Linked DNA regions of Mus musculus: regions 2 and 3 are each linked to region 1. Evidence: chromatin loops called from intact Hi-C (ENCODE). Cell type or tissue: left cerebral cortex. All regions are shown on one strand.

The links. A loop is a pair of places that touch in the nucleus more often than their neighbours do. Peaks named below come from ENCODE experiments on the same cell type or tissue, not always from the same donor. Only the 100,000 strongest peaks of a DNase experiment are listed, where the experiment ranks them.
Region 2: it touches region 1 in a loop (6-fold over the local background); 10 of 42 quality-filtered maps call a loop at or near these places.
Region 3: a loop joins it to region 1, with 2.0 times the contacts of the local background. A loop is called at or near these places in 2 of 42 quality-filtered maps.

The regions. Positions count from the first base shown.
Region 1 is chr7:34,651,888-34,659,887 of GRCm38, reverse strand. It overlaps Kctd15 (potassium channel tetramerisation domain containing 15), which reads left to right and starts at 5,490. Exons shown (of 7, transcript NM_001360820.1): 1 at 5,490-5,641; 2 at 7,206-7,304. In left cerebral cortex, CTCF peaks have their summits at 3,921 and 4,127 (motif pointing right); DNase peaks (open chromatin) are centred at 4,677, 5,151, 6,032, 6,793 and 4 more places; H3K4me3 peaks cover 3,234 bases; H3K27ac peaks cover 1,237 bases.
Region 2 is chr7:34,248,772-34,256,771 of GRCm38, reverse strand. It overlaps Garre1 (granule associated Rac and RHOG effector 1), which reads left to right. Exons shown (of 14, transcript NM_172741.3): 7 at 202-360; 8 at 2,688-2,785. Among named protein-coding and RNA genes, the nearest start is that of Gm12758, 18 kb to the right of the region's middle. In left cerebral cortex, CTCF peaks have their summits at 4,567 (motif pointing left) and 7,246 (motif pointing left); a DNase peak (open chromatin) is centred at 4,518; H3K27ac peaks cover 3,450 bases.
Region 3 is chr7:34,590,665-34,598,664 of GRCm38, reverse strand. No RefSeq gene overlaps it. Among named protein-coding and RNA genes, the nearest start is that of Gm35378, 35 kb to the left of the region's middle. In left cerebral cortex, a CTCF peak has its summit at 3,999 (motif pointing left); DNase peaks (open chromatin) are centred at 1,963, 3,248 and 4,083; H3K4me3 peaks cover 739 bases.

The sequences.
Region 1 (8,000 bases):
CAACAGAACCCTGTGTCCTATGAGACCCGATGGGTCACTAGTAGCCACACAAAGGCACTTAGTAACAGGACCCAAGTGCTGAGCCTGTGGTCTGCTGACAGGATCCCAGAGATCGAGCCTCACAACACACACACACACACACACACACACACACACACACACACACACACGCACACCTGCCCCACCCCCATCCCCAGTTTGCTGCACAAAACATGCTTGACCCTTGGTGGCCCTTGGGTCTCCTACCAATGCCAAGCCAGAGTCTGTGTAGTAATCCACTAGCCTGTTTTCCTCAGTTAAGAGGGAGCAGCCCCACCCCCCATGCCTGGAGGGATTGCTAGGAGGTTCTGTAGGCTTCACTGAAGCAGCTCCCTAGACTGGAATGAGCCTGGAGAAGAACCCAGGTGGAGCGCCTGAGGCTGGTGGCCTGGTTTGGTTACCTGGAAGTAGCCACATTCTACCTGACCACCCCCACCTCTGAGCCTTTTCCCCTGAGGGTGTGGGTGAAAGGTGGGTTAAGCCATCTCCGGCTTGGGCTCGAGGAACTTCTTTAAAATTAAATATCAGGCTAGGCATGGTAGGGCATGCCTTTAAACTCAGTACTTGGGAGGCAGAGGCAGTTTGATTTCTGTAGCTTGGGCTTGGTCTTCACAGAGGGTTCCAGGCCAGCCAGAGCTATGTATAAGACCTTGTCCCCGCTCCCATTTTTCCCCTCAAATCATATAAAAAGACACATCTGTATGTGTTGAGTGATAGTGGATCCAAGAGTCCCCTAGAAGGTGCTGATTTCCTTAGGAGTCAATCTAGGAGTCAATCTCTGTCCAGCCATCTACAAGAGCAGCCAGTGCTTTTATCTGCTGAGCCATCTCTCCAGCCCTAAAGTTTTAAACATTTCTTAAGACAGGGCTCATTACGCAGCCCAGGCTGGCTTCAACCTCGTGAGTCCTGGTAGCCCAGGCATGATCTGTGTGCCAGGCTTTAGCTTTCTCCACAGGTTTAGCTTCTATTTTGCTACCTGGTCGGGGTTTTGGGCAACACCTCACAAACTCTTACAGACTCCAACCCTGAGCACAAAACCATTCTCCTTTCCCCCTAAACTGAGCCCAATTTGGCCCAATATTCATTTCACTCCCAATAAAGGGGCCCCAACCTAGGAGGTAAGTCTGGTTGTTCAAAGCTTATTGCCCCATTTGGGGGCAGTACGGTGTGACAGGGAATGCTGTAGGGGTCATTGGAATAATTTTTCTTTGTCTAAGGGTGTCTAGGTAGGCGTGAAGCTTTCTTGTTTTGGTATTTACTTTCTGAGACCAGGTCTTTTTTTTTTTTTTTTTTTTTCTGAGACAGGGTTTCTCTGTGTAGCTCTGGCTGTCCTGGAACTCACTCTGTAGACCAGACTGGCTTCAAACTCAGAAATCTGTCTGCCTCTGTCTCCCAAGTTCTGGGACTAAAGGTGTGTGCCACCACTGCCCGGCTTGAGACCAGGTCTTAAATCCACTATGTAGCCGAGGCTGGCTTTGAACTCCTCCTCCTACCTCTGCCTCTGAAGCGCTGAGATTACAAACATGGTTTACCACCTCTAGCATGTTGGAGATAGGGTAGCACTCTGTGGCCCAGGCTAGCCTTGAATTCTGCCTCTGCTTCCTCCGTACTAGGAACACTCAATCTGGGCACTCCGGGCCAGTCTGGTTCCTTTGTAGTATACAGAGGTGACCTCTCTTAGTCTTGAGATGGATACAAACATAGACAAGTCTAAATTGACCCTCCCCTCGACCCCTGGAAGTCTCAAGCTGGAGAAGAGCCATCTCTATCCAATTACCCTCCATGCTCTTATCCCTTCTTCTACCAGGATGAAAGGACCCTCAGTCTATTCATCTGTTGTCCAGTCCTAGCATTCCTAAGAATGCTGAAGTAGGCAAACTCATCTTATTTAAGATTCATTCCCTCTTTCTAACTACGGGCCTGTTTGGGGGGCTGTTGTTCCAGTTAGGCTCTCAAGCCTCAGTCTGGCCCAGAACTCACGAGCCGCCTCCCTCAGCCTTCCGAATGCTATGATTACAGGCTTCAACCTCCTCACTTCACTAGCAGATAGATTTGCATCCTGCAGCTAACAGGACTGCTCTGGTTGGAGCAGAAACCTAAATGGAGCACAGATCTGGATCCCCTTGTAGGCTGTGGCAACTTCAGCACTAATCAAATCTAAACGATGCACATTCTGCCTAGATTCATCCAGTTTCGTCACTTGGACTGTAGTAATGAAAGATATAGTCCACAAGATGTCTCGGCCTGTTTCCATCCTGATTACATATTCTCAATTTAAAAACGTACCCCTGCTGCATTGGATACGACAGACCACTAAACACCTATTGTGGGCTATGCCAATTTCTCTTGGTGTAAGAGGTAGTTGACATTTAGCTAGAAACTTAAAAAAGAAAAAAAGCTTTATTTTATTCTTGGATATGCATGGGGGCGGGGGGGGGGGGTGCAGATGCCCTCGGAGGCCAGAAGAGAATGTTGGGTCCTCTGGAGCTGGAGTTACAGGCAGTTGTAAGCTGCTGTGTGGGTGCTGAGAACTGAATTCCTGCAGGAGGAGCATATGGCCACAACTAGTGAGCCATCTCTCCAGCCTTAGCCAGGAACTTTTAAAACACCTGAGACAAAACTCAGACCGAAGCTTACCCTTCGTGACGCACACAGAGCTCAGCCATTCGATGAGAGACGATAGACGGTGGAGACAAAGACCGGGAGCATCAAGGAAATAAAGGTCCTTCAAAATGGTCAGCCCTTGTTCTGATTAAATTGTGCATTTTTAATATAGTTGGTATCAAGTGGAACTTAAAAAAAAAAAAGAAACATGTGGGAATTTAAAATAAAGTGAAACCTGCTATTTTTCAGGGTCAGCAGTATCACGGTGAGATTTGTCTCTTAAACAATGACACTTGCTATCTCTGGAGTTCTATGAATACTTTTGAAGTGTCATATTAAAACCAATCTCGTGGCCTTGAGGCAAGGGGAAGCAATTAGTCGTGGAGTTGTGAATAAATAAAAATCCATTTATACACCCGTCCTTGACATGTGCCTTGTGAATCTTAGAAACTTCATCTAGAGGGAAAAGAAATGTTAAATCATGAATACCAGTCCTAATCACATTGCCATGTGGCTTCCTAAAACAGTTGAGTTTATTCCAATCTTTTAAGTATGAATTTATATGTATGTATTCACCCGTATTGAACACAAAACAAAGACTCACCCACAGCCATGCAGGTGACAAGAAGAGAGGGGGTACTGAGGCCCGTCGGGCGGTGACAAGCAGTTTTCAGAGCGTCACTCCTCAAGTGAGCCTAGCATACTCTCCTGGCTCTCCCTGTTTCAAAGCCTAGGAAAGGTTTTCTCTCTGAAGCTGAGGGCATTCACATAGCAGCTTGCTCTACTGAGGTCACCATTCTTGCAAAGTGCTTTTCACCTCATTCTAAGGGTCAGCTTTTTCAACACTGGGGGGGTTTACTGTTTCTAAGTTCTACTACCTTGAGCTGTCCAAAGCCTGGGGAAGCCAGCAAAGAACTGAGCAGACCATCCAGCCGAACAGGACCTCCCTCACCTGCATGCTCACCAGAAGAGTAGCACTGTTTAAGCAAAGCTGGGAGCTAGTCCAGGGTGGTTTCAGAGCCTGGGAAGCAAACGTGGGCGACCATGGGCCCCCACAGCACAGATCCCTGACCTACTTCGCGGGCCCCTTTCTGTTCTAGGAGCAGCTTAAAATCCATAAATTAAGGAAATTAACTGATGGGGCCTGCGGCATCTTTGTAAGCTATTTAAATCTATAAATTTACAACATCTTCTGCATATATCAAGTAATTGAACTAACTGCGGGGATGTAACTTTAATGAGAAAATTTCCCCCTTCTCCAGTAGTTTGAGATAATAAATAAATAAATAAATAACTCCCTCAGGAGGAAAGTTTCTTATTCCCGCGTGAAGTTACAGACGCGCGGACGGATGCTCTCTCCGCACTAGAGGTCCCCTGAATAAGGGGAGACTGGGTCCTCTCCCCAAGCCCCCACCCCCATTATCTTTCTCCAGTGTTCCCGTCTGGCCTCGAGAGCACCCCCAGGAGTTTGGCCAGTAGAGGGCGCCCAGGCCCGGCCGGAGTCTGTAAAGGGGGGCCCGCGCCGCTGCTCCCGGCCGAAGCGCACCCGCCTTCCTAGCCGAAAGCCTGCCTTTGGCCCGGGAGTCCCGGGAACCAGGCGGGGGCGCAGTCTGGGCAAAGCGCACCGGCCGCGATCCGTTTCCTAGGAGCCGAGAAATGGTCGAGGAGGAGGGACGGGCGGGGCGCAAGGGAAGGAGGAGGAGGAGGAAGGGGCAGCGGGGGAGCAGCTAGGGGCATTCTGGGTGCAGGCCTCCGCGCCGCAGGGACCTTTGGCCGCCGCCGTCTCCATCGCGCCGCGCTCGTCCAGGAAATGGCGCGAGTGGCCGCAGGCGACGGGCCGGGTGCCCCGCGCTCCCCTCCCCCGCGGTGGCCACCGCGTGTCCGCAGACGTCACGGCCGGCGCTGCTCCCCGGGAGAGGGGCAGCCGGGGCCGAGACCCGGGGAGAGAGGGAGGGAGAGAGGGAGGTAAGCCGCCTGGCAGCCCAGTTTCTCTCCCCTCCCCACACCAAGTCCCGCCCTCAGCCCCGGGGCGCCGCGGCGGCGGCTGCTTCTCTCCTCTTTGTAACCGAGGAGTCGAGAAATGTGAGAAACGTGCCCTGTGTTACTTATTTGGGAGTCGAAAATTTATGCCCAGCTGAAAGCGCCCGGGGAAATATTACATCAGATGAAATGACAATGATTAAAATCAGCCTCTCCCCCGCCCCCTCCTCGAGCCCGGAGGAGGCCCGGGCGCCGCGTGGCCGGACGGCGGGGGGCTGGGGCGCAGAGGGCGCGGGGCTCGGGCGCAGCGCTCCCGGAAGGGTACTGGTCCAGCCCCCTGGCACCCAGGCACGGGGCTCCGGGACCCACGGGTGGGGATCGCGAGGTGGGAAGGAAGTGGTGGCGGTGGGGAACGGTGCATTTTTTTTTTGTCGCGGAGCGCGGCAGGCGCGGGCGCGCGGAGCTAATTGCGACTCTAATCCTCTGCCCCGAGGCGCAGCCGAGCCCCGAGCCAGGAGTCGCCCGCGCGCGCCCGCTCGCGCTCGCCGCGCCGGGGTAATTTGGAACCGGATCGCTGCCCTTTGCAATCCGGGCTGGGCCGCGGCGAGGCGCACAGGCTACCGGCTGGTTTTGGGGGGCTATTTTCTCCCCTCCAGCCATCGGGGGAGGCCGCTGGAGAGAGAGGGAGGAGAAGAGGTGGGAGCGGCGGGAGGGCAGCCGGAGAGCTGCGCGAAAAGGAGGCGGCGGCGGCCGCGGCGAAGAGGGAGGAGGCGAGGGGAGGGCGGGGAGGGGAGGCCCCGGCGCGGCGCGCCGCGAGGGGCCGCGCGGAGCGGGGGCCGGGGCGGGAGGGGTGGGTGGGGGGAGGGTTGGGGGCGAGAGAGAAAGTAACTCCAGGACGAGACCGGAGCGACCCGCGCGCATCGAGCGCTAGGCGACGGGGCTGCGCCGGGCGCCCGACACCGGCGGCTGCGGGGGGCGGGGGCTGCGCCGGTGCCCGATCCACTGCTCCGGCTCCGAGGTAAGCCCAGCACGGGCGGCCACCGCTCAGTGCCGCACACCCCTGGTTCCCAAAGTGGCTGCAATTCCGAGAAAGTCACTCGGCCCCGGGCCGGGACCTAGGCTGGGGGCGGGGGGGCGGCTGCTTTGTCCCTCTGCTGAGCGCAGGGGCTGGCGGCGTGGGGGCGCCCAGCACAAAGGCCTGGCGCGCACGGGGCGGGGGGGTGCCCACGTGGGCTGGTCCTAGCCGCGGGTGGACCCTCCCCACTCGGCCGGGCTCTGATCATCCTGCTGTGCGGAATATGCGTCCAGGTCCTCCGCACTCTGGTTCCAGTATGGGCTCGAGTGCCCTGCAGAGCTGATGACTTTCCTGAGTCTGAAACCGGCTCCATGCAGCTGGGCTTTCGGGGCTCACAGGACCGGGTTGGCGCCCAATTTATAGAAAAGAAAAAAGTCTCTAACGGGACAGATGTGCGTTCTCTGACGCCCACCCTACGAGTCTCATGCTAGACGCACTGGTGGTGGTTCCAAGCTCAGGAAGGATGTGGGGCGGGGAACGCGCCGCCCCAAGACCGGACCGCGGTCTCTAGATTTCCACTGCCCACACGCACCCCCTCATCTGGATGCGAACACCCTCATTCTCCCACTCTCGCGTCACAGTAGCACCTCTCTACCCTCCCTCGAGAAGCCCCCGACTGTAGAAAGATAAACCTTCAAGTTTTCACTCCGTGTCTCAAATGTGCATGAAGGAATTTAACTGCGCGAGTGAATAACAGCATTAGTTTCAATTAATTTTTTTTAAATCCCGGCAACAATAAACTTTGAGAACAAAAGCGCTTTTACGTCCTTAATTAGGCGAGCTTCCCATCTGTGGTCTTGAAGTGTCTGCCTCTTGATTTAACTTTGTCTCCGCCCCCCACCGCACTCCCACCCCTTCTTCGCTGGGCCCTTCGGGTACCTTGGCCACCCCGCCCGCGGGGCCGGAGGTTCGGCCCAGCGGATCCTGTAGCCCCGAAGTTCACACCGGCCGGCTGGCTTTGCGGCCCCGCTGGCGCGCACCAGGTGGCCCGCTGCGTCCCTCCCGTTCCACCCCTGGACAGTCCTGCAGGCCCCTGGCACTGCTGCCTCGGGCAAGCGCCCTGGGCGTAAGAGCTGAAGGGAACTGGAGAGGCGCCTTCTGTTTACCTTTTATGGTTAAGATAACAGCTTAGCAAAAGAAGCGACTTCACGAAGAAGCGATTTAGTGAAATCGTCTCAAGCTGCCGCAGCTCAGCCAGTTTAATCACCCCCAGAGAGCTGAACAACTGCGAGCACAATGGGACACAAAATCATTTTGTGTGTAAATGAGCGTGGCATTCTGCTCACTTCCCTCTGCTCGGGCGGGCGGGGCTCGGCTGCGGGTGGGCGCGGGACCGGGGTCTCCCACCACAGCTTGGAGAAGCGGGTCAATGCTGGGCCAGTTTGCAAACCCGCTGAGGTCCCTGCAACAGGCGGCTTGGCCAAGCCTCAGCCGCGTCTGGGTCCTGGTGTTTGGTGCAGGGAACTTGTGTCTCTTATCAATTGCACGTCTATGTTTGTGATCTCAGCAGTGTTCTGGGAAGAAGGGTCGTGGTCCACCACAGATGCGTTTGGCAGAGGGAGCAGTGGAGATTCGGGTCAAGGCTTAAGGCCTGGGGCTTCCAATGGTGAGTTTCTGGTTTGTGTTGTGAGAAACAGGCTGAGGGCAGGCTGGGGCAGCTTGGTAGATGGGCGCTTGATGCTACTTGTCACATCTGAGTTGGGTCCTGGTAGTGGAAAAATGTGGTGCTTTGGTAGAATTTGGGTGGGAATTCTATCTCTGTTGACCTTCAGTGGGTGTTCCTTTATGGCATCCTCTCCCCCACCCCCACCCCCCCTCCCAGGACTGGATAACCCATCCCTTGGGTCCGCTTTGGTTTTTCAAAAACTTCCTTGAGGTAAATGACCTGGGATGTCCAAAGCAGGGGACTGAACAGCCACCCAACTCTTCCAGGAGGATAGAACACCCTCCCTCACCCCCAAACAGTCTCAGGTCAGAGAACTTCCCAGGGCAGCGGAGAGGTGAAGCAAATCATAGGAGGGGAGACACTTACCTTCCATTGAATCGGTTCAGTCTATGTACCTCAGACCATGTTTTATCATTGCATGCTGAATGTTAAGACAGAGATCTAGAAGTTTAACAGAAAAAGCACCATGTGGGTACCCAGGATAGCATGTAGTTTTGACACATAAGGGTTAAATCTGTGTCAGAGAAGTCCAGGTTATGTTTGTAGACTTCCCTCCTCCCCTTTCCATGTCTCTCTGTGTGTGTATGTCTGTGTGTATGTGTGTGTCTGTGTGTATGTGTGTGTCAGTGTGTGTGT
Region 2 (8,000 bases), 400 kb after region 1:
CAAAGAGAGTTCTAGGCCAGCCAAGGACACATAGTGAGATCCTGCCTCCAAAAACTTTTTTTTTTCCAAATGGCATGATCTGGGTGCTCTCAGAGTGCCTCTCTTGAGGGTGGTTGCATAAATAACCCCTATAAGTTTTGTAGCCTTGCCAGTGTCAAGAGTCTTGAGATGTGAACTGTCCTCTCTCTTGTCAATCTGTAGCATACCATGTTACAGCTCATCAAGGAAGCAGGCTGCTACAATGGAATCACACCTAGGGATGATCTTCCTGTGACTGAAGTCCTGAATCAGGTGTGCCCGTCCATGTGGCGGGGTGCCTGTAAGACTGCTGTGCAGCTGCTGTTCGGCCAGGCAGGGCTGGTGAGTATATGTGAGAGCATGAGAGCACAATGCAAAACACTGCACAGACTGAGGCAAAAGGAAGAGTTGGAGGCTAGCCTGAGATACATAGGAAGACCCTGCTCTCTCTTCAGAACTGAAAGTTTTGTTGTTTGTTTGTTTTAATACCTTTGTAACCTGTATTTGCTGGGAATCTATTTACAAAATGGTGATGTTGTACGCTTTCCTCATCTTAGAGTAACAAACACATTAGTACTGCCTGTGTGGGCCTTGACTGGCCTGACTGATCTGCAGCAACACTGGAGTTTCCTGTTGCTCAAGTGAGCTGGGCTGGTGGCCTCCTATCTCAGTCCTCTGTACTCTGCCTGTTCTCTGACCTCTCTAAATGTGGCTTGTTCTTCTCACCTTTACAGGTCAGCCCCTGTAAAGGTGAGCTAGGGCCCCAACCCAATCATTTCCTATCCTAGCTCTCTGCCCATTACCTTTTGTACAAGAAAGTGGCAGTATCTGCTTCAGGTAAAAATCTATCTTTTACCTGTCAGAGAAAAGGGAAGGAAAATAAAAACTAAAGAAACTTCAGGTGAAGTCAGACCAGGTCCAGAGCTCAGCATCTGTGATCACTGTTAGCTTTTATTGTCTGCCATGTCGACCCAAGTAGCTTGTATGTACTAGATTCTGCCTCATATTCATGGTTTGAGAGTGAGACCCTGTCTAAAAAATAAATAAATAAAAAACTTTTTTATAGGTACTCTTTGTAGTCTGATTTCTGCTTTATTCATGAAAAAAAAACAGATTAAAATTGTCTTTGTCCCTGTTTCATGCAGATTACTTCAGAGACAGTGTACAGACCTGGGCTCCATTTCCTTGAAGATTCATATAGAAAGAAAAGCAAGAAACAAGGGTCACTCTGCTAACCTATAATAGAGAGACTGAGCCAGTTTCCTGGAGACCAGGACTGTGTCAGCTGAAGCTGGCACTATGGCAATGTGTGCTCCAGAACACAGAGTACAGCAGGAGAAGGCAGTTTTGAGAAATCAGTTTAAGCTAAGGGGTGGGGGGAGTGTAATTATACGCAGAATCCAGGAACTTTTTACTTCCCTACCATTGATGGTAGGGCCTTTGTTGTAGCTGACAAAGGCGTTTAGGACCATAGCCATAGGAGGAGGAGAGAGGAAACACCTGTCAGGTCCAACAAAGGCTGTTCCTTGGACAGGAAATGTTTCTCAAAGGTCCAGCCATAAGAACCCTGTTTATTTATAACCGTGGAAATGAACACACTGGAAGCTGTGTTTGGAATCATGAAAAGTACCTATGCGTAGCTTAACTCCTTCCAAAATGGAGATGTGTTTTTCTACTAGTGAGCCATATCCCCAGCCCTTGAATTTGTAGTCTTTCTGCCTCACCCTTGTAAGGAGCTTAGAAAACAGGTCTGCATCACTGGGCCCAGCTTGGTTCAGTTTCTGACATCTTTTTTTTCTTTCACGTATATAACGTTTAAAAAAACAAAAACACTAAAATAGCTGTGTAGTGGTGCATACCTTTAATCTCAGCATTCAGGAGGTAGAGGCAGAGGCAGAGGCAGGTGGATCCCCGAATTTGAGGCCAGCCTGGTTTATTGAGCAAGGTCTAGGACAGCCATAGCTATACAGAGAAACACTGTCTTGAAAAGATCAAAACAAGAACAAACTCCTAAAATAAAAGATGCATCAACTCTCTTCCCTTTCTCTTTCTCTTATCCTTCACTTTCTTTTTCTCTTTTTTCCAGTCCTTTCCCATTTAAAGTTTTATCTTAGGACTTTATTTTTAAGTTAAATTTTGTGTGTGTGTATTATCTTTGGAGGCCAAATGAGAGCATTGGATCTCCTGGAACTAGAGTTGCAGGTGGCAGTGAGCAAGCAGCCTGATATGTGTGTTGGGACTCAAGTCCTCTGAAAGAACAGGAAGTACTCTCAACATATGAGCCAGCTCTCCAGACTTATTTATTTCTTCATTTTGAGACAGGGTCACATATTGCACAGGCTGACTGCAAACTCATCCATCTGCCATGGCCTCACAGGTGTTGGGATGACAGAAATATACAACCACATTTATCTTGAATAATTTGTAATTAGAACAACTACAGTGTAGAAAATGCCTACAAAATCGAGTAGACCCCACAATTAGAGTTTGGTTTCTGTGTGTTTGCGCATCATTGCTTGCTGTTATCTCTGGGGGTCTCACTGGTCTCACTGCAGTGCAGATGTGCTGCAGACAGTTCTGCCGGTTACTGAGTGACTAATACGCTTATGTATTTGAATGTTTGATACTGAAATCTCTCTGAACTGCGGTTGTCTTTGTTTCTTTTCTAGGTGGTTGTTGACACAGCACAGATTGAAAATAAAGAAGCCTATGCACCCCAGATCAGTCTTGAAGGTTCCAGAATTGTGGTTCAAGTCCCATCCACATGGTAACATGACTCTTTTTAATAGAAGCCTAAACTCTGAAGGCTGTGTATCTTTCACATCTTTGCAACCTGACATAGTAGTGCTTGCTACCTGTGCACTTCTCAGGTAGCAGGGCGGTGTTGGAGTCTGTTTGGCTTGGCTATGATGGTGAATCTAAGACCTCTGAGAAAGAGCTCCTTTGACCACAGGCAACTGGCATATAAGTAATAGACCATAATGAGCAGTGTTATCTTCTTACTGAAGCCACAGGGTTTAGTGTCTTTTGCTCTCACTGAGTCACCCTTTATTTTTCTAAAGCTGAGGAGAGACTAGAATTTTCTCTCAAGTCTATCTTTTCAGTTACAACCCTGATAAGCTTGAGCTTATATCATTATATATTCATTCTCATTGTAAATCTGGGGACAAACAAAACTGTTTTTTGTTATATTTGTAACACTTCAAAAGATAAAGGGTTATTCATAGTTTGTTTTCTAAGACAAAAGCTCCTATAAACAAGGAAGCAGGCCAGGGATATGACCTCATACATGAGGAAAGAAGACACTGCACAAGGAGATGAGAAAAGGTGTAACCTCACAGTGATCACAGCAAGTAAAGGGAAAGATCAAAAGATTCATTTTGCCCTAAAATAATTAGTTTCACTTAGATAGCAGTAAGGGATATTGGCAAGTACTGGTTTGAGCTATATTACAGAAAAACAGGCCAAGAGACTTTTGGATTGAGAAGCAACCACACAAGGTTTTTGGAGAAAAGTGTATACAGAAAATGAAGCTGAAGCTGAATTGTTTTTTTAATATATTTATGTGGAGGGCAGTGGACACCTTGCAGGAAGAGTCCATTCTCTCCCTCTGTCTTTGTAGATTCTGGGGACTGGATTCAGGTCATTAGATTTGCTGGCAAATGCCTTTACTGGCTGAGTCATCTTTTTAACCCTCTAATAACTCTCAGTGTCTGTCTGTCTGTCTATCTTGAGATGGTGTCTCACGTATTCCAGGCTTGTTTAAACTTGCTTTGTAGTGAAGGGCAACCTTGTAGCTAAGGATAGCCTTGAACTTCTGATCCTCCTGCTTCCACCTCCTAAGTGTTGGGATTATAGGTATGCATTGCCAAGCTCAGTTTTACAGGATGCTGGGGACCAAACCCAGGCATTCTGGGCCAGCACTCTGCAATTTGAATTCCTAATTTAATTCTCATTCAAAAGTTTTTATTATTGTTGTTGAGACAGAGTCTTACATAAACATAGGGTGGCCTAAAAGCCCACTGTGTATCTAAACATGACCTTGAACTCCTGATTCTTTTGCCTCCACCTCTTGAACTGGGATTACCTATGTATGTTATCATACCTAGCTCATTGGAAAACATTGACCTTATATGGATTCTCATTTTGAGAAAAACAGACATAACTTATATAGAATTGGGTGATCATAAACAGCTTCTACAAAGCTAGTTTATTTTCTACCTTGGGTCAGAGGTGATTGGCAGCTCCAAGTCTTTAAAGCCTGGTTTCTCAAACTTTGAAGGTAGCAGACCCCTGAGAGCCAGCTGAAGATGGAGATTTCTGACACTCAGGGGATGCTGGCAATCTGCATGCTTAATAAGCACCTCAGGTAATCCTGGTGCAGGTGGCCAGAGGCCACACTTGGGAAAACACAGTCTGCATGTGGGAAAGGCATGAGGCCTGCAGGCTGAGAACAAAACTGACAGAACACTCACTGCCTGTGTGGTTCATTTCCTTTGTAATTTACTGTACCTTCTGAAATGGCATCTGTTACTGCTTGCAAAGGCTCCCTCTGCTGTCTGCTTTTTGTAATGATAAAAATTGGTTTTTGCTTTGAGGTTTTCTTTTGTTTTGTTTTTTCTCTTGGAAAGCCAAGATCAAGTGTCTGACATGAAATGCTAGAGACCAGAAGTATTTCCGATTCCAGCCGTTTTGGTTTTGTTTTGAAAGTATTTGCCCATGGGTATGATGAGGTATTGTGAGAATGAAGTGTAAATACATGATCACCTGTGTTTCAGACTGCTGTGCCCTAGGCCAGTGCTGGTTTTGCATAGTATTACATAGTATTTGTGGTGCTCTGAATTTTCACTGTGACCTTGCACTTGAGATCATCTGTGGAATTCTTCTCTTGTGTTGTCACTGTAGCATCAGAAAGTTTGTATTTTGAACATTTCCTGTTTTTGGGTTAGAGATGTTGGGCCTGTACAAGTATGTGCTCATTGGGAATGCTGAAGTGGGAGTGTTACTTCATTTTTAGGAAAATAATTGTCAGCAAACTAATCAAGAGTTTATTCAGCCAACCATGGGTGTACATGTCTGTCTTGCTGTCCCTTAGGAGGCTGACAGAGGATCCTTAAGCTTACACCATTATGGGTTACAGAAACAAGACACCCTTCCCCCTGTGTCTGTCTCTCACAAACATGCACATATTTTTTAAAAGACTTATTTATTTATGGTGGGAAAAAAAGTGTATATTTAGAATTAGCCATCTGGACTCAGTTTAGATGACCCCAATCTTGTTGGCAACATCTAGAGCATCATAATCAAGAGCTAAGCGAACATACGCCTTCTTCTCTCTGTCAGGCCTTGTCAGGGTATGGACTTTGGCCACATCAATGTCATAGAGTTTCTTCACGGCCTCTTTGATCTGGTGCTTGATGGCCTTGACATCCACAATGAACACAAGCATGTTGTAGTCCTTTATTTTCTTCATGGCTGACTCGGTGGTCAGTGGGAATTTGATGATAGCACAGTGGTCAAGCTTGTTTCTTCTGGGTGCACTATTTCGAGGATATTTTGGCTGCCTTTGGAGCCACAGGGTCTTGGGTCCGCTGAAAGGTGGGTGACTTTCTGATCTTTTTTTGTGGCTATGGTCGCCTTTTAGCACCACCTTCTTAGCTCTCAAGGCTTTGGCTTTGGGAGGGGCAGGAGCTTCCTTCTTCGCTTTCGGTACCATCTTGGTGAAAAGGGTGGCTTTTATTGCATACACTCTGTGCTGTACAGATGGCTGTGAGCCATCATGTGGTTGTTGGAAATTGAACTCAGGACCTCCGCTCTCTCTGGCCCAAAGATTTTATTTTTTATTATTATATGTAAGTACTGTAGCTGTCTTTAGACACACCAGAAGAGGGCGTTGTATCTCACTACAGATGGTTATGAGCCACCTTATGGTTGCTGGGATTCGAACTCAGGACCTTCGGAAGAGCAGTCAGTGCTCTTACCTGCTGAGCCATCTCACCAGACCAACACATACATGTGTTATTACATTATCCACACATGCCAATATATGACATAACAGCAGGAGGATGACTTTTGGATGATGAGTGGGGAGTTACAGAAGCAAATACAGTGAGCAAAGCACAGTGGCAGGGGTGTATGGCATGTCATAGCGCAGCATGGGCCAGCAAACAAGATCAATGTGTAAAGCACCTAATGAGTGAGGGGGAAGATCTACTTTATCGCCTGTACCCATGTGAGAGTGGCCAAGGACCAACTCCACATAAGTGTGTAGCACAGAGAACACACCTTTTTTTTTTTTTTTTTTTTTTAATGGAACATGGCTGTAGGGGTGGAAAGGTGGCTCAGTGGTTAAGAGCACTAGCTGCTCTTCCAGAGGACCTAGGTTCAATTCCCAGCACCCACAAGGCAGCTCATGGCTGTCTTTAGCTCCAGGATACCATACCCTCACATAGACATATGTGCAGGCAAAACACCAATGCACATAAAACAAAAAAAGAAAGAAGAAGGAACCCTGGCTGGCAAGATGGCTCAACTATTAAGAAGACTTACTGTAGAGGACCTGAGTTTAATTCCCACACTGAGTAGTTCATAGCCATCTGTAATTCTATTCCAGGGAATCTAATGCTTCTGGTCTCCTTAGACACTGATAGTCACCTGTACAGACTCACACACATTCATAATTAAAAAAAATAAAGCCAGGCGTAGTGGTGTAGCCTTTAATCTTAGCACTCAGAAGAAGAAGAGATAAGAGACCTTGTGAGTTTGAGGTCAGCCAGGACTATGTAATGCGATCTTATCTCAAATAATAAGAATAAATAATAAGTCTTAAGAATTATTTTGTATGAAAGTTGGTTTTAGGGGGCTGGTGAGATGGCTCAGTGGGTAAGAGCACCCGACTGCTCTTCTGAAGGTCCAGAGTTCAAATCCCAGCAACCACATGGTGGTTCATAACCATCCGTAACAAGATCTGACTCCCTCTTCTGGTGTGTCTGAAGACAGCTACAGTGTACTTACATATAATAATAAATAAATCTTTAAAAAAAAAACTTTTCATGATTCTTAAAAAAAAAAAAAAGAAAGTTGGTTTTAAAAAGTTAATCCTGGGGCTGGAGAGATGGCTCAGCGGTTAAGAGCACTGACTGCTCTTCTGAAGGTCCTGAGTTCAATTCCTGGCAACCACATGATGGCTCACAACCATCCATAATGAGATCTGGCACCCTCTTCTGGAGTGTCTGAAGACAGCTACAGTGTACTTACATATAATAAATAAATAAATCTTTAAAAAAAAAAAAAGAAAAAAAAGTTAATCCCAGTACTCAGGAATTAAGGGCAGGAGGACCAGTTGTGTAGCAAGTTTAAGGCCAACCTGGACTACATGAGCTTCTAACAGAACAAACAAAACCCTGTGAGATGACTAAACAGACGCTTGACCCCAAGCCTGATAAGTTGAGCGTAATTCTTGGGACCCATATGGTGGAAGGAGGAAACCAGCTCCTACACATTCTCCTCACATGGCCCTTTGCACTCGTGTCCATCTCCACACACACACACAGAATGCACACATGCACACACACAGTAAATGTTCAAACAAACAATCTTATATAAAGGCCTCTAAGCCTGACAGCCTCAGCTCAATTCCTGGAGCCCATTGGTAGAAGGAAAGAGCCGGCTCCTGATAGTAGCCTTCTAACCTCTGTTTGGGTCCATCCATTTATACTCATATACACACAATAAGTGACGTAAATGTATAAAGCCAGGGATGGTGGAGCACAGCTTTAATCCCAGCACTTGGGAGGCACAAGTAGGCAAATCTCTTGAGTTTGGAGTCACCCTTGTGTAGAGTTAGTTCCAGGACAACCATGGCTACACAGAGAAACCCTGTCTTGTAGGGTCTCACTGAAGCTGCAGGATATCCATTCAGCTAGAGTGACCTACTATCTAATGAGCTTCAGGGACCGAGCTGCCTTCATCCCCAGCCACCC
Region 3 (8,000 bases), 61 kb after region 1:
TTGGACGCACCACAGCTCCAGGGTATTTTTTTAGGTGCGTCATCTTCCTAGCAACTCCTACACTACTTAGTGATCTTTCCTTCACTCAGGGGCGACATCGTTTCTTCTTAGATTTATGTCTGTATGTGTTTGTATGTGTCGTGTGGATTCACATGGGACACCAGAAGAGGGTGTCATGGGTCTGGAATTACAGCAGTGGTGAGCCACCTGAAGTGGGGCTGGCAACAGCAGTAAATATGTGTTCGTTAGTTGGGACCAGTCTCTACATAGCCCAGGCTGTCCGGGAACTCACTGTGTAGACCAGGGTGGCTTCGAACTCACAGGTATATTCCTGCCTCTACCTCCCAAGAGCTAGGACTAAAGGCTTGTGTATCACCACACCTAGTAGAGTAAACACTCTCACTGCTGAGCTGTCTCTCCAGCTTCCTACTTAGCACCTTTTGTTCCACAAATACTGATTTGGATTCCAAACACCACGCCCAAGCTCTGGATTAGGTATTTCATTGTTCCCACGGAGGCGAAAAGGCACACTTCTACAGATAAATAGAAGGGCTGGGGAGATAACCGTAGGTAAGAACACCCACTATGACGGGCGTGGTGGTACACTCCTATAATCCCAGCACTTGGGAAGCAGAGGCAGGAGGATTTCTGAGTTCGAGGCCAGCCTGGTCTACAAAGTGAGTTCCAGGACAGCCAGGGCTTCACAGAGAAACCCTGTTTCAACCCCCCCCCCCCCAAAAAAAAAAAGAAAAGAAAAAGAAAAAAAGAACACCCACTACGCCAGCACAGGCCTCAGGTTTGGATCCTCAGCCCCCACCTAAAAGCTCCACAGGGCAGAAAGTGCTCGGAACCCCAGTGCTGAGGAAAGACTCCTGGGGCTTGCTGGCAGGTCAGCCTAGCTCGTAAAGCAAACACATAAACAAACACATACACGCAAACACCACTCTGATTCCAAGTTCAGTGAGAAATCCGGTCTCAAGGTAGGGAGTTCTACAACAGGAGAGTCAAAGGCTTTTACTGTCTGCCGTGTGTCACACAGCATATATAGGATACACACACACACACACCACGTCTCATGTTCTTCCAACTGAGCTATCTGGGATCATGCAAATAAAATAAAAATAAATAAAATAAATGTAATATATAGGGCACCCTGCTTACTTCCCAGCAGAAGGTCATTCATGCCAGCTTCTATACTGTCTCTCCCTCCTTCCCCCGCCTCTCCTTTTTTATCAATATTCGAGTTACAAGAAAGTAATTGTAAAGCAATAGGTCCACAGTGTGCCTAGGATCAAGTCCAAGCACATGCCTATAATTCCAACTTCTTGAGAGGCTGAGACAGGAGGCTCTGGAGTACAAAGCTAGCCCCAGGTTACATACGGAGACCCAGCCTTGAAATAAGCAAAACAGGGCTAAGTGGAATTGCAGCTTAGTGGTAGACGTTTGCCTGGCGTCTGTAAGGCCCTGGGCTCAAACTTCAGGAAAAAGAGGAGGAAGAAGAAAGAACTGCCTTCGGTGTGTCCACTGTGTGCACAAACCCCACGCAGTCCCAGAATCCTCTCCCCCAGCCCCAGCCCCAGCCTCAGCCCCAGCCCCAGCCCCAGCCCCAGCCCCAGCCCCAGCCCCCATTTGCATGTGGACCTGGGCGCTCACTCACAGACCCAGTGTGCAGAGCACACAGGAACAACAGGCTCAACTTAGAAGTGATTTACTTCATTAGCTGGGATTACAAGTTTAACTCACAAACCAGAGGTCAACATTTCTCATTAACAAGGGGGCCGTGAATGGCTGCAGGCTGTGGTTCAAGAGGAGACCACTCTTATTACTAACTACACATTTCAATCTGTCTTTGATGTTCTCCTTCTCCCTCCTCTCTTTTATTTTTTGGCAGAGGAGCTGATTTTAATTGTGGCACTTCAACAAGGCTCCCTCTCCATCCCAGGGAGCAGCTTCTTGTCGGCTGCTGCTGAGAGAGAGAGAGAGAGCCAGGCTGCGAGATTGGGTGCAGTCCATTGCTCTGGGCACATTTTAATGGCTCCCCGTTCCTACAAGGCTTGGATTGTTTTCCACGTGATTCTGGTTAATTTAGCTGCGGGAAAGGGCATCGGTTTTCCTTGCGAGCTTCTGATCCGGCTGCCTCGGTGAGGTGAAATGCATTAAAACAGGGAAGGAGGTATCATTGTAAGTTTCCAGATGCGAGGACCAGACCTCGCACATCCTCCAAAACCCAGAATAGAGAAAGGAGTTCGACCTGGGTCATTAGGCTGTTAAAAAGCGCCCTTTTGATAAATCAGCTTTGGTTGTTGACAAAAATCCTCAAACTGTCTTCTCTGGCCTCCTTGCTTCAAAACCATTGCCAAGGGTTAAAAGAAGTAAGTCAAATGAAATAAAACCTTCTATCCTTGGAATCTCAAAAAACACCACAAAATCCAGCCCCAAAAAGAACACCAGGAAAATACCGTGGCTGCTTCAGTCTCCCTCCCTCTTGCTACCTTTCTTTCCTCCCCCGCGCCCCTTCTCTACCTCCTCCTCCTAATTTATTTTTTGAGATAAGGTCTCACTATGTAACCCTAGCTGTTATAGAATTCACTATGTAGACCAGGCTAGCCTAGAAGTCAGAGATTTGCCTGCTTCTGCCTCAGCACTGGGACCAAAGGTGTAAACTACCATAGCTGGCTTCTTTGTCCTTCTCAAAATAGAGTCTCCTTAAGTAGCCCAGGATGCCCTTGAACACGAGGCTTGTCTTCTCCATTCTCCTGCCTCTGGAGTGCTCGGATTATGGGAGTGAGCAACACCCTCCCTTCACCAAACAAATGCCCCACCCCACCCCAACTTGTGCTCTCTGTTTCTGAGGCTCAATCTTTGTAACAGGGCTTCAAATGGAGTCATCAGAGACGATGTTAGTATCTACTAATTTAAAAGCATAGAAACTATGAAAAACAACTAAATTGTTATTCTGGTCTAGTAAGGTCACATACAAACAAATCACTTAAGCTTGCAGTATTCCTTAGTAACTTCAGATGACGGAGATGGGTATCCACTGTCCAGTGGGGAAAGCTACCAGGTTGCCTCTGTGGGAGAGAGGAGAGTCAGCTTCTAGAACCTGGACTAGTCCACTTTGCTGCACTGGCTTCCTGACATGGTCCAGGACGGGCAGTTGCTAGTAGGCCACAGAGCTAGGGTGGGTGACTGCAGAAGCTGGCTCTCCTGGTTTCTGGTTCCCATACTGAGACGCGGGGCTTCCCACCCACTGTAGAAAGGGAGCTGCTACTGTTTTCTTTGTGAAAGCTCAGGGAAAGGTCCCAGTTTGTCAAAACAACAACAAGATTTATTAGTACTAGACGGGTACAGGGCTGGAGAGGTGGCTCAGAGGTTAAGAGCGAGAACAGCTCTTGCAGAGAACCTGCATTCAGTTTGCTGCACCCACGCACGAGAGGCTACTCACAGCTGTCTATAACTCCAGCCCCAGGAGATCCAAATCCCCGGGCTGGGTTCTGCAGCACCTTAGTTAGCTATTTGTCCTGGATTTGAGACCTGCCTGAGCCATTAAAATAAAAAAATAAAATAAAATAAAAAACCTTCAAGAGTGGGGATGAGCCATTCTGACCCAGTAACGGTCTGTGGCTCAGAACCAGGAATGCACAGGAGCTGTTGTTATCAGAGGGACTGCAGCCATCCATGCTGGAGGTCACATGGCACTGCCCCATACCATTCCCCAGCCAGGCCAGGAAGTCATCTTATTGGAATTACTGGGGTATCTCAGTCACATACTGGGGGAGGGGCATCTCCTCTGGCAACCTTCAAGTTGCCTCAGGGGGCTACATCAACACTGAGACATCCTAGAAAGGTTATTATCGCTGCCTAATTTCAAACAGGCTCCACAATGGATGCCTGTCTTTGTGTGGGATTAATTTTCAAACCCCAGGATTTGATGTCGGTGGGAAAGCGGCAGCGTGGGACTCCCTCTGCAGCCTTCTCCCCCTTCCGGCCAGCGCCAGGGGCTCCATGGGAGATGAAAACCCTGACAAGCCCTTCAGTCAAGCTGAAAGCAGGCAGCGGTCCAGTAACACCCACAACCCCCCGGGGCATCCCGTGACCCTTCCGAAAAGTCACGTTCACTTTGCTCTTGAGAAAGGAAAAATATCGCCGGGGGCATTTTATTTTAAACCATGTGAAATAAGGAAACGTGAAGATGCGAGAATGAAGTGGAAAGAAAAAAAAAAAAAAGTTCGAATTCATTTCCGTTCTTGCAACGGCTTAGAAACCAAACTGGTTCATTTTGAAGGCGTGTAAAAAAGAGAATCTGATCCATTCACCAGCAGGCAGAGACTACGAAATGCTTAAGGTAAAATATGTAAATATGGGAAATTATCTCTTGAAAACCATCTCCTTTTGTGCTTGGACGATTTTTTTTTTGAAGCATCTTTATTTCTATTCTGCATTAATATACCGTTGAACAGAAAAGTTGCTATTTTGGGCAAAAATAACAGAAACCAAGGTCCTGGGAAATTGAGGCTTTCCAAATGAAGTCCATGGGTAGGAAGGATGTCTATCATTTTGTGCATCTGGGTGGCATTTTTAGTAATAATTTAAAGAATATTGTTAAGACGATAAATTACAGAATCCATGTTGAGAAAGCAGTCTTTGTATGAAAACTTGACCCAAGACTTTCAGTCTCTGCTGTGATTTCTTTTGGAAATGGGAGCCTCTCTCTCTCCTCCATTAGTCCCACCCTCCACCCCTTCTTATCTTCACTGGTAGAACTTGGACTCTCGGGAGTGTGTTTACGCATACCTCACAACTGGCTACAGGTAACATCATTTTTCTATCTGTTTTCAGCTTTATTATTATTTTTTAAAATGAAGGTGGGCCTGAGGAGGCGACTCAGTCAATAAAGCGTTTGTCACACAAACCTAAGGACCTGGATTTAAGCTCCATACAAAAAACAATGGGCACCGCAGCTTGTGCTTGTAATATGGTTGATGGGGAGCTGAGACAGGCAGAACCCTGGAGCTCCCTGGCCAATCGCTTAGTTTAACAGTGAGGAGACCCCGTCATATATATATAAAGTAAGTTCAAATCTCACATCACCCCAACCTGACAATCAAAGTGTAAGAAAACCAAAGCACACAGATACACATGCAGTATTGTGGTGAATATGCTTAGCCCATGGGAAGTGATACTCTTAGGAGGTGTGGCCTTGCTAGAGTAGGTGTGGAAGAAGTGCATCATTGTGTGTGTGTGTGGGGGGGGGGGGGCGGGGGGCTTGGAGAGACTCTCCTCCTGGCTGCCTGTGGAAGACAAGCTTCTGTTTGCCTTTGGAACAAGATGTAGAACTCTCAGCTCCTTCTCCAGTTCCATGCCTGCCTGGTCGCTGCTATGCTTCCCGCCATGATGATACCGAACTGAATCTCTGAACCTGTAAGCCAGCCCCAGTTACATGACGTCCTTTATAAGAGTTGCCTTGGTCTTGGTGTCTCTTCACAGCAATGGAGACCTTAACTTAGACAACTGTCCTCACTGGTTTTGTTTGTTTGTTTGTTTGTTTGATTTTTAACTTGATGAAAGAGAACATTTGGGAAGAGTAACTTCAACTGAGAAAATACCTCCTTCAAATTGCCTGTAGGTAAGTCTGAGCACTCTCTTGATTAATGATTGGCGTGGGAGGGTCCAGCTCACTGGGTTGGTGACACCCCTGGGTAAGTAGTCTTGGATGGTGTAAGAAATTAAGCTGAGCTGGTTAGGGAGGCAAGTTGGTAAGCAGTGTTTCTCAATGGCCTTTGGTTCAGTTCCTTCCTGGTCCAGGTTCCTGCCTTGAGTTCTTGCCCTGACTTCCCTCAGTGATGGATTATAAAATACATGCTGAAATAAAACCTTTCTTTCTCAAGTTACTTTTGGTTATGGTGTATGCCACAGCAGCAGAAAGCAAATTAACACGCATGTACATGTGCACACACATGCATACGCATGCATACACATGTACACACACACAGTGGTGTGCAGAAGGGTTTCTTTGTTACTTGCTATGCTGGTGGAAAGCAGGCTTGTGGGGCCTCCTTGCTTCTCCTAGGCTGGACCAGATGTGCATCTGACCAAGGCCAGGCAGGAGAATGTTAGGAGCCAAGGATGAAGTATTGGTGATGTTCTTGTTCGTCTTAGGTCTGGGGTGTGTAAGTTTATATTTGTTAAGTGGTACATTAAAGATGGTTTAGCTGATTGCTGGTTTGAGGACACTTCCTTAAATGCTGTCCCCAGCAGGTGCTTCTCTCGCTTCTCCATGGGCCTGGCCTTGCTGTCGAGATGTGAGATGCATGTTGTGTGCTAGGGCTAGGGTCCAGCCTGCACCAGCCAGCAGAATCATGGGGGAGAGAGGAGGGAGGAATCATGGGGGAATCCACTGCCCACTCCATCAGAGAAGGAGCAGACTCTTTACCGTCCTTCTCAGGTCACAGTCATTGCTCCTTCCTCTAATTTCATCCTTTCATGTGTGAATTTCTGAAATCATTAACAGTAAATTTTCAGCTTTAGGAAACCCAGAGGAGAGCTGGGCGTGGTGGCACATGCCTGTGACCTCATTGCTCAGAGAGGCCAAGGCACAAGAATGGTGGGTGAGAGGCCATGGTGGGCAATGTTGCCAGGTTGGAAAAACAAACAAACAAACAAACAAACAAACAAACAAATCAGCCGCTGAATTAGACGAAAATTTTCTCGCTCATCAAACAAAAGGGAAATTATTCCGTTTAATCACAGTCAGAATCACATTTGTATTACACAATAGTTTGCTGTTCTGTTAAGATCTTGAGCGAGCTGGAGGAGCAGGGCATGGTGGCACATGCCTGCAAGCTCAGCACTTGGGAGGTCAGGAGTTCAAGGTCTTCATCTTGGTTAAGTAGCGAGCGTGAAACCGAAAGGGGGTACAGGAAGACGTGTATTACCATTATCGCCATGGCTTCGAAGGCCCCACGCACGCACGCACGCACGCACGGAGCTGAGGGCTCTCAGGTGCTCTATCCTGCACAACTCCCAGCAGCCCTGAGGCTGCAAAAGTTACACAAGTCAGCCACAGGGAGAGGGTGGGACGTGATGTTAGCTTTCGCCCCCCAACACAAGGAACCTTGGAGTAATTTGCTTTCCCCATTTCTCTGGGTGGGGATGCTGGGTCCTGAGACTTCGATCCGGATCCTCAGAGTGAACTGCAGTTGGTGGTTCCTGACATGGTAGGTTGTCTGTTAGTGTGAGGGAGCAGACTGGCTCCCCTGGAGGCTTTCAGCAAATGCCTGCCCAAATCATGGGGTGGCTTCTTCTGGACTACGGCCTCTGAGGGCTCAGCAGCAGGGGCACTGAATGACTGATTGATTGACTGGCTTTTATTTTCAAGTGGGTGAGTGTGTGTGTGAGCAAGTATGTGCATGTGCGGTGTGTATTTGTATGTATGAGTATGTGTATATGTAAGAGTGTGTGCATGTGTGAGTTTGTGTGTGAGTATGTATGAGAATGTGCGAATGTGTTTGAGTATGTATGTGGTGGAATGCAAATGTGTGTGAGTGTGGTTGTGTGTGTGAATGTGTGTGGATGTGTTTAGCGTGTGTGAGTGTATGTGTGCACATGTGCATGTGTTTAGCGTGTGTGAGTGTATGTGTGCACGTGTGCATGTGGTACGTGTGAGTGTGTCTGAGTATGTGTATTCCAGTGCATGTGCATGCCTGAGGAAGCCAGAAGAGGGCACCAGATCTCAGATCTTCTGGAGCTGGCCTTACAGATGGCTGTAAGACCCCTGACTCGGGGGCTGCAACCTAATCTCTGGATCCTTTGGGAGTCCAGAGAGTGATGGCTTCTACTTCCGGCATCATCTCTCCAGCCTCCGAAGTATTTCTTTCAAAAATACTTAAACTATGTGCCAAGCCCACGTGTTTATCGCCCTTCAAACTTTCCCCGAGCCCCTCCGTGCTGCTTCAGGGTTTGACTGCGTGGGTGGTAAGACCAGTTCTTATGCAATCCCC